2 separate regions of the Homo sapiens genome follow, and region 1 is linked to region 2. Evidence: chromatin contacts called from ENCODE Hi-C or POLR2A ChIA-PET data. All regions are on one chromosome and are shown on one strand. The core of a region is the stretch at or near the end of the contact, and the rest is flanking DNA. Distances in the headings are between cores, read along the strand shown.

Region 1 (5,271 bases), core at 2,733-5,232, 330 kb before region 2:
CATAAATGACTCATTTGGATGGTAGACTTATTCTATATGCATTATTATTATTATTTTTTTTCTGAGACAGGGTCTCACTTTGATACCCAGCCTGGAGTGCAGTAGCACAATCACGGTTCACTGCAGCTCAACCTCCTGGGCTTAAGCGATCCTCCAGCCCCAGCCCCCCAAGTAGCTGGGACTACAGGCATGCGCCACCACACATGGCTGTTTTGTACTTCTAAAAATAGAGGTGGGGTTTTGCCACGTTGGCCAGGCTGGTCTCAAACGCCTGAGCTCAAGCGATCTGCCTGCCTCGCACTCCCAAAACGTTGGGATTACAGGTGTGAGCCACAGCACCCAGCGCATAACTCTTCTTTCTCAGCTAAGCCTATGTACAAGTTCCAACAGAGTGCTAGGAGACAAAACATTTCAGTGCATTTTCATGGCTTTGTTTTTCATGGCATATTTGCATTTTATTGTGACTTCTGATTCTCTTGTATTTTCTCTGCTATAAAGAAACTATGTAGTTTTAAGTTATATCAAAAAAGGGTGTTTATTTGTCTTTGCATGAATTTTGAAAAAGTTTTCATTGTTTTCCATTCATTTAAAAAATACATCTGAAAATGTATATCTGCTTTAATCATAAAAGTGTTTCTCTGCTCACATGATCTTCATTCAGCTTTAGTGAGAAAATAAATTTGGGCACATACCAACTGTTACTATATGATAGGAAGTGCTACAGAATTGTGGAATGTGACTTGCTTCAGCAGCTGTTTGATGGCTAATGGTTCAGGGCATTTGCCAGCTGCCATGGTTCTGCCATGGTTCATTGGGGCTGTGTCAAAATCCTTGAAAACTTCAGGCTCAAGAACCCAGAGCTTATTTGACCCTTTATTAAGTGCTGGTACTATATTTAGAAGTTTATTTGCTGCAAACCTCTGTAAACATTTTCTCCAGACTAAACGTTTTCCTTTGTAGAGAGAATTTTTCCATTTTCCAGCATGGCATTGTAAAAATCTAGCAACCATATCTCACATTTATATAAGAAAGCATTTGGAATTGTCTTTCAAAACCACATGGGTGCCTAATGAATATTACTTGCTAGTTTGTGACTTTTATTTGTGTTTTGAGGCTTGTGTAATCCCTTGCACCAGCCCCGGACACAGGCAGTTTTGGATATTAGAGCCGATTTTTTCATTATCCCCCATTGGGCCTCTATGAGTCATACTCTGGACACAAATAGAAGTGAATGTATAATCACACAACCACTTATTCCACAGTTACTGGGCAAAATAATTTGTAATGTGCAATGAGCATCTTTGCTAAAGGAATTTACAAGAAGGTCTTGAAAGACAGTACCTGTATCTATCTGTAGAGCATCACAAATTTCACTTCCTTGGATATTTTAGGAAGGGTAGGTTGGGTGTGTCCTGTCTGGCTAATTTGGAGGTGGTTTCCATTAGCATCCAATCATTTAACCTCATCCCTTCACTGACACCTTTTTTTTTTAAACTCCCTGTAAACATGATGCCTTTTATGTTTCATTTCCACATTTCTAGCAGTAGATACTTGAGGCACATAGAGATATCTTAGAAAATATTGTGTATCATCACAGCCTCTTGGAAACCAAGAAGGGGATCAAAGTAATTGTCTGATTCATTATAATTATTTCTATATTATATCAAAGTTTAACCCTCTAATAAGAGGAAAATTTCTACCCAAGTCTAAATATTTATATTTAGGCATTCAAATTTTACATTTTCCTGATATTCAACTGTATATTGGGAAAGTATTTAGGCTAAAAGGTAATATGACATTCTGCTTAATGTTTTAGAAAATAAAGGTATTCGATTTTCACTTATGGTGTTTTTATGATTTTAGACTTACTCATCACGTGTTTGGTCATGGTAGTGGTCATGGTAGTAGACTAATGATATAGCTGCTGTTCTAGAAATTTAAAATATTATTTTTGTCTCATTCTTCAAGTATTATTTAAAATTATTTGTGCAGTAATAATTTATATAACATTCATCCACCAATTCCATGAAGTAAAAATAAAACAACCTTCATACATGAGTCCTGAAATGTGAAGAATCGTTTTCTGAATTCAAATGGAATCTGTGAATAATTAGGGGAAGAAGCTGTCTCTCCACTTTTTAATCCATTTTTTTGTCTCTGCCTCTCTCATTTTCTTTTCCTTCAAAATCAGAGAAGCAAAGAATTCTTTTGACACATAAATGTTTTGGCAAATTGTAAATTATTGATATGTTAGTATTTTTCTTATTAACTACAAACCATATTAGAAATTTAGGGCTAAAAACACAAATGTGATATTCTTAAATAAAACATTTTGTTGTTAATTTTTAAATCAACTTTTCTATTCTAAAATATGTTTCTTTTGCTTATGCCTATGTATCTTTTGTTGAATATTTTATCAGAATGCTTTGTGAATAGCAAAGTTCAAGGGAAAAGGCTTTTTGAGGGAAAATTTTAATGCAGTATTTCTCAAAATGTATTTTACAAGATGTTAGAGTAGTTAGCACAGATATGAAATGAAAACTACATATTTTCAGATTATAAGTGTAGGAAACACATGGTTAAACAAAATATCAAGCTCTAATATGAGATGAGAGATGTCAGGAGGGAGATATTTCCTAAATGTCTTTGGACACAAGACTCTATTTCTTTCCTTGGCTCACTGCAACCTCCACTTTCGGGTTCAAGCAATTTTCTTGCCTCAGCCTCCTGAGTAGCTGGGACTACAGGCACACCCCACCATGCCTGGCTAATTTTTGTATTTTTTAGTAGAGATTGGTTTTTACCATGTTGGTCAGGCTGGTCTCGAACCCCTCACCTCAGGTGATCTGCCCACCTCAGCCTCCCAAAGTGCCAAGATCACAGTTGTGAGCCACTGTGCCTCAGCCTCACAAGACTGTTTCTCATGGAGCTCATGTTCTGTAGAACATGTTTGGGAACTGCTGGCCTACTGAATGCCCAGAACCAGGGCTCCAGGAGAGTTCAAACCGTACCATCCTCTAGTAGTGAAAGCTTCTTGCTTAGTGTATTATAGGTACCCTCAGATGTTGTATGACTTGCAGTCGTTGTCATAAATTATTAATTGCAGTAGTTTATAAACAGTCAAGTATATCTGTGCTTCTTACACACGCACTTTGTCATTGGAAGCAAGCACATAAGCAGTTAGGCCTCTCTTTGGCTACATACAGCCTGTTAGGGAAAGCAGCCATTGTATTTTATTTATTTATTTATTTATTTATTTATTTATTTATTTATTTATTAGACGGAGTCTCACTCTGTCACCAGGCTGGAGTGCAGTGGCGTGATTTCAGCTCACTGCAACCTCCACCTCCTGGGTTCACGTGATTCTCCTGTCTCAGCCTCCCGAGTAGCTGGGACCACAGGCGCACGCCATCGTGCCCAGCTAATTTTTGTATTTTTAGTAGAGACGGGGTTTCATCATGTTGGCCAGGATGGTCTCTATATCTTGACCTTGTGATCCACCCACCTGGGCCTCCCAGAGTTCTGGGCTTACAGGCGTGAGCCACCTCGCCCAGCCAGAGCCATTGTATTTTAAAGGAGACAATTCTGTTCTTCCTTATAACCTATCCCAGTTGTGGATTGAATCCCTGAGCCTTAGGTCACGTTGCTATTGTTCTGCATCAATAAGCATATTATAATTGATCAATAAGTCATCTGATTTAAAAAACCATGTGTCCTAGTTGTGTTCTAAAGGGAAAATATGTTAGTTTGTTTTTTTTCTTTTCTTCATCCTCATTAAACCTTGGGCATGCATTAACACCAGAGCCAGTTCTTTGGATATCAAGACTTTGACTTGTAGTGGCAGGGCTCATGTTTACCTATAATCCTTGGAGATTTTTGAGAGATGGTGATTCACTGACTAGGGATGTTTCACCACCTTCAAAGGAGCATATATGTTTTGATTCAGTGAGGTCAGCGATACCAGATTTTAGCAACAGAACTTTCAGTCAGATGAGTTGGTGACTCACCTTGGCTTGTACCTTAGACATGCGGGTATAAGATAAATGCTTTCTTAATGATAATTCAGGGCCCCTAAATCTTGTATCTGCCTGAACTTACTAGCCTTCTTACCACTGATATTAATTTGCTGCTTCTGATGGAAGTTGGCCTGTATTATGTTAAAACTTAGATCCTTCTTAGAATGAAGTATTTCCCTTTATAAGGCTGAAAGTGAGTGCATAAAGTCTGTGAATGGGCATTGTGTTTTGAAAGCTTTCTGCCAACTGCTTATCTCTTGAATATGTTACAAACTAGAATTTTAAACATGTGGCTCATCCGTGCTTCTCTCCCATATACATGTATGTTTTTGGGAGGAGGAGCTCCATGCTCTTAAGCTTTGCTTTCTGTTGGATTAGCATTTTAATGCTTGAAGGCAGTAATTTTAAAAATGGTTCTTGGTATGGGGCCACCCAGTTTTTAAAGCCTGAGTGTCAGTAATGAGCTGAGCAGTATTTGTGGGTGGCACTAATTGAAAGAGAAAAGGTACTGAGGGAAAGGAATACAAAGTTGTGGGGAGGGGAAGGATGGGATGAAGAAACAGACTTCCCCCAGTAATTGAACCTAGTTTCATCCAGCTTCAGAGCACCCAAGTTTAACTTGAAAAAGCTTTTTGGATTATTTTGATTTGTTAAACCAGTTGTATTCTATGCTCTATAATAAGGAACATATATATTTTAGATTTTTGTGTACACAGATAATTAACACACTTAATTATAGCTCTCAGTTTGAGCCATTCAGATGAGTTACTGCCAACTAGAATGATGTGCATAAACTTAGCTCTGTTTATATGTAAACTGTACAATATTTTAACGTTAACGTCATTGTTTTCCCCTTCTCAAAGTACAGCATGTTTTGATCTACAGAGGGAATATTTTTAAAAAGTGGATGTCTAAGAATGTAAACACTGGGAGGCGAGATGCAGCTGTTTATGATTTACTTTTTAATCTTCTGTTCTTTCGTGGCTTCTAACGTCAAAGGACTTTTATTTACCTGTTATAGCATATGGCTTATGACTTTATAAGTATGCCTTTTCTGGTTTTTATTTTGGCTTTCTAAAAAAGGATGGAAGGACCGAAGGAAAGCTGTTGAATAAAAATATCCCCATGCCTACCAGGTCATGCAGTGTGGCAGGAGAGCTAAAAGGGTTTCTATTTTATGGGATCAATAAATGTCAGGCCTCACGCTTTACCTTTTGGCTGTTTGTGTTTGTCAAAATATTAGTCACACCCAGTT
Region 2 (4,566 bases), core at 1,633-4,132:
TCTCATCTATTTGCACATGAATCCACAATAGTAGAGTCTGACATCTGCAGAAGGTTTAGATGTAAAATGAGAGAAATTCTCATAAGATGCCACAATAATCAGCCCCAGTGCCCTGTAGTTATTGGCAGAGCTCTAACCAAACAGAACTTTTTTGTGTGTTTTTCTTTCCTTTTACATCTAGAGGGTGCAGGAGCAGAGGAGAGCTTTACGCCTGGGAGAAGGATCATGGGGTATGTACGTCAAGGCAGGGTTTAGGGGCGGCATTAGAGTTAGTTGGATTCCACCCATTGTGAAGCCACTTCTATTCACACACACCTCTGCATGGGTCCGAATACCCCATCTTAAGCCCAGGAATGGAAAGGAAAGGAGGGAAACATGTAAGATCTCACCCTGTATTTTTGGATGAATTATAACAAAATGAAGAGTTTTCAACTTGCATAGAAGAATAACTTATCTAGAAAAATGCATTCAGAGAAGAAGCTTATCCAGAGCAGATTCTTAGCAATTTCAGTCCCAATAGAACAGAGCAACGAAAAAAAAGCTATTGCTTCAAATTCTTGCAACATACTGTAAGGGAGCTCCATGGTTGTCATTTGAACTTAGTGACTTCTGGAATAATTGAAGCTGTTGACTGTCATTAAGCCCCCTCCTAACACCTCATCCCATATTACCTACCAGGACCTGTGCTTACCTATGGGACAATGAGGGTAAGTCCCTTCCCTCCAGCTGCACCCAGTCTGGTGAAGAGAGACAGACAATTACATACAGCACGTGATAAAGCATAGCGATATTATGGGAATACCCAGGAGAGGCAAATCATGTCAATAGAGTTTCAATGAAGGTTGAGGACTAGAGCCCAGGCTTTCTGATTCACAGCCTGTTGCTGGGTTGCATTCCTTTCTCATCTATTCTAATGATTGGTCATTTTGCTCTTGATTAAAATGCTTGAAAAAAGAAGTGAATAAGGGGAGGGACATGTGAAGAAAATAGGTAAGCCATTAGCCAAAAGGTAGCCAACAGCAAAAACAGAACAAAACTAGTCTCTGGATTTTTATTATAAAAATTAATAGTCATAATGCTAACACAATCTAGAAAAGGGTAAATTAAGTTTAAAATTCCATGTTTAATAAAACAAAGATGTAGGTAATATGGCTTAGACATATTTAATCTAAAATGATTAAAATTGAAATATACACGTTTTTTAAAAAAGCATTGCACATCTATTTAATGAAATACATATAAGAGGGGAAGCCTCAGTTACCTGGAAAGTAATGTGATATAAAGCACATGATTTTCTAATAATAACAGATAAACAGGGTATAGAAATGCAGTTTCTTGGGTGGACTATATTAGCAACGGAGAAAATATGCTTAGAGTGTCTGACATACCACATTGCATTTGTAATTGTTCTTCAGCTATTACTTAACAATGTCTATAATAATTATACCACTTCCAGACTATCTTTGTACTTGACTCAGGTATAGCCAAATGCTTGAGGTTTGCTTTAGAAACACTAAAAATATCATATCCAAGGGCCAGACATTTGTAGGGCAGCCGTTAAAGGAGACATATAGCAGTTTTGTTCAGAGGCAAATCAATCATTCACTGACAAGGGCATTGTTGTTTAGTTGGAAAATTATTTGAAGGACAAATACAACCTAAGATGAAAGAAATAAAATAGAAATATAATTGACTAACACTGAAAATCCCAGAGTGTTAGGTATATTTAAAGTTCCAGGGCATGAGGCAAACTCCATGGAGATGGTTAATAATTAATATGGGAACTTGAAATTCTGTTTTACCAAGGAACAGAGCCATCCCTGGGGAAACACACACACACACACACACACACACACACACACACACACACAGAGATATGCATGCAGACGCACACATACACACATGCTCCAGATCCCTTTTGGTCCAATGAACTCTCTAAGGGAAGAGTGGGGTTCAGGCATCAATATTTTTAATTAGTATTTTTAAAAAGCCATGCGTGATGATGTTGCTGTTATGTAGCCAGGATTGGAAACCATTGCTCTAATCGAACCAGGCGTGTGTGTGTGTGTGTGTGTGTGTGTTTGTTCATATGTAGGGCAAGTATTATGGCCTGAATGTTTGTGTCCCCCACCAAATTTATATGTTAAATCCAAACCCCCCAATGTGATAATATTTAGAGATAAGGCCTTTAGAAGGTAATTTAATGGAGGGTGGAGCCCTCATAAATGGGATTAGCACCCTTATAAAAGAGACTCTCTTGCCTACTCTCCTCCAAGTGAGAGTACAATGACAAGCTGACCATTTGCAACTTCAAAGAGGGCTCTCACTGGAACCACCAAGCTAGCATCCTGATCTTGGACTTCTAGCCTCCAGAACTATGAGAAATACATTTCTGTTGTTTGTAAGCCACTCAGACTATGCTACTTTGTCATAGCAGCCCAGACTGACTCACATAGGAAAGGAGTAGTTAGGAAAGTTTTTTCTGGCTCTGTCACCTAGGAGGGAGTGCAGTGGTGCAATCACGGCTCCCTGCAGCCTCGACCTCCCAGGCGAGGCTCAAGCAATCTTCCCACCTCAGCCTCCCAAGTAGCTGGGACTACAAATGTGTGCCACCATGCCCAGCTAATTTTTTTTTTTTGTATTTTTTGTAGAGACTAGGCTTCACCATGTTGCCTAGTCTGGTCCCAAACTCCTGGACTCAAGCGATCAGCCTGCCTTGGCCCCCCGAAGTGCTGAGATTACCATAGAGAAGGGAAGGTAAGCCTGCTGGAAAGAACTGCCTTAGTCAGACGCTGTAGCTGAAGATGCCTCTTGCGGCTGTGGTATCCTGAGCAGGATATTCAGGGTCTAGAGTTTCATTTGCCATTCCTCCAGAGGGTTAGTCATCCTCTGCTTGTGGCTATAGCTCTTCCTCTTGGCCCTCACTACTCAAAGTGTGATCCTTTGGAATAGCAGCATCAGAATCACTTAGGAGTTTTATTGAAATGAAGAATATAAGACCCTATCCCATGGATTGATAGATAAGTAGAAGTCTGAAACTGCATTTTAACAAGGTTCCCCTGTAATTTTATACATATTAATGATTGAGGAACTTTTCTCTACAGCAATGTTTTTCAAACTTTTAACCAACACCCTCCTACATGGCAAGAAACACATTTTACATTGTGTCCTAGGAGACACACACACACACACACACACAACTGAAACAAACTTTTCAGGAGGCAAAATATATGTGATGTATTCTCTATTCTATCTTTAAGAAAAGAATACCAGCCAAGACTCACTACATCAATTTCATAATTCTCTAATAGTTCATAATATGTGGTTTAAGCACCTAAAGAACCAAAGTGACATGACAGTAAAATGGAATACTGGAAATATTTTCCCAGTTTGCAGGAAAATTAAATTAAATGGAAAACCATTTGTCTGTCTAAAGATATTTTTTCCTACAGATTTTTTTAAAGGTCTGGCTTTTGCCACTGCTCGATTGCTAGCAACTGAGTGCCAGTAAGCATAATCAAAAGTAAAAGAAAAGGAGACAAATATTCATGGAAAAAGAATTGGAAAGAGTCAATCATGCTCAGCTTAAAAGTTAAAAAAATAAGTGACATGCTCTTGGTTAAAATTACATGTGTCAAAAAATCAATGTTTTTTGAGACGAAATATTTCTGGATATGAGAAAAGTTTGGTCATGTGATATCAACAAATGCATTAAATGTGTTAACATTTAATATTACCTGATCAAGGTTGAATATCATGGCTCTAGAAAAGTATTTCTTGAATTATTTTTTGTGACCATAGTGCAGACTGAGAAGGCAGAAGACTTCACAGACCACTTATCCTATGCATTCCTGCTCTACAGAGGGAAAAGAATAGAATAATAAGAGGGAACGTGTCACTGTATAAGCAGATTTTTGTGGTTTGCCTTAGCAAAGTGGTAGAGATGACTCCTATTCGAATCACAATGTATACATGCCTTAAAGGCTAGTGATTGCAAAATTACGGTCTTCAAATGCCATTGATGGAAACATATATCACTACACACTTGGGTTAACCAAACAATCCACAACAAAGTCCAATGTAAATGAAGAAGTTAAGCCAAAAGTAATTCCTAAGTAGAAGACATTTGGAAACCACGACCAAGTTAAGACCACACTGATAATCACGTGTGCTTCCTGAAAACAACAGGAATTCCACAAGTTGTGCTCAATTAGAATTGTGCAACCTCACCAGCATTACATGGTAATGTAGGACCCTGAATCAGAGTTCTTAGCAATCTCTGAGATTGCATACAACATTAAATAACATTAAGTAACAATCATTCATTTAGAAGGTGGCCAATGTGTAACCTTTGAATGCATTGAAAAATGATAGTAGGAAGAACCAAAGAATGCACATTATCAGGAGGCCCCACATGGACTATAATCCATACTCTAAGAATCACTTCTATAGAATCATTAATTATCAAGGCCCCAACTGAGCTATCTAGTGATGACTCTGAAATTCCACAGCTTTTTTAAGGCAATAGTTTTTTAGTTCTTTTTTCTTTTTTTAATTTATTTTCTG

Evidence for each region. Hi-C counts contacts between places; a loop is a spot of excess contacts on that map. ChIA-PET counts read pairs that join two places held with the same protein, here RNA polymerase II (POLR2A). Pooled maps may share reads with other maps.
Region 1: a map of mammary epithelial cell shows a loop between it and region 2 (3-fold over the local background). The contact joins two enhancer-like sites. A Hi-C loop is called at or near these places in 1 of 168 maps with a recorded cell type or tissue (mammary epithelial cell) and 1 of 50 pooled maps. POLR2A ChIA-PET finds 5 or more read pairs at or near these places in 3 of 52 experiments (AG04450, MCF 10A and WTC11).

The regions. Positions count from the first base shown.
Region 1 is chr2:226,754,967-226,760,237 of GRCh38, reverse strand. The region is part of intron 1 of IRS1 (insulin receptor substrate 1); the gene reads left to right. Among named protein-coding and RNA genes, the nearest start is that of IRS1, 42 kb to the left of the region's middle. Within about 2 kb of position 3,982, at least 6 of the 41 ENCODE cell types and tissues checked have a DNase peak (open chromatin) inside an H3K27ac peak, as active enhancers do; they include mammary epithelial cell, where a contact is called at or near this core.
Region 2 is chr2:226,426,012-226,430,577 of GRCh38, reverse strand. No RefSeq gene overlaps it. Among named protein-coding and RNA genes, the nearest start is that of MIR5702, 230 kb to the left of the region's middle. Within about 2 kb of position 2,882, at least 9 of the 41 ENCODE cell types and tissues checked have a DNase peak (open chromatin) inside an H3K27ac peak, as active enhancers do; they include mammary epithelial cell, where a contact is called at or near this core.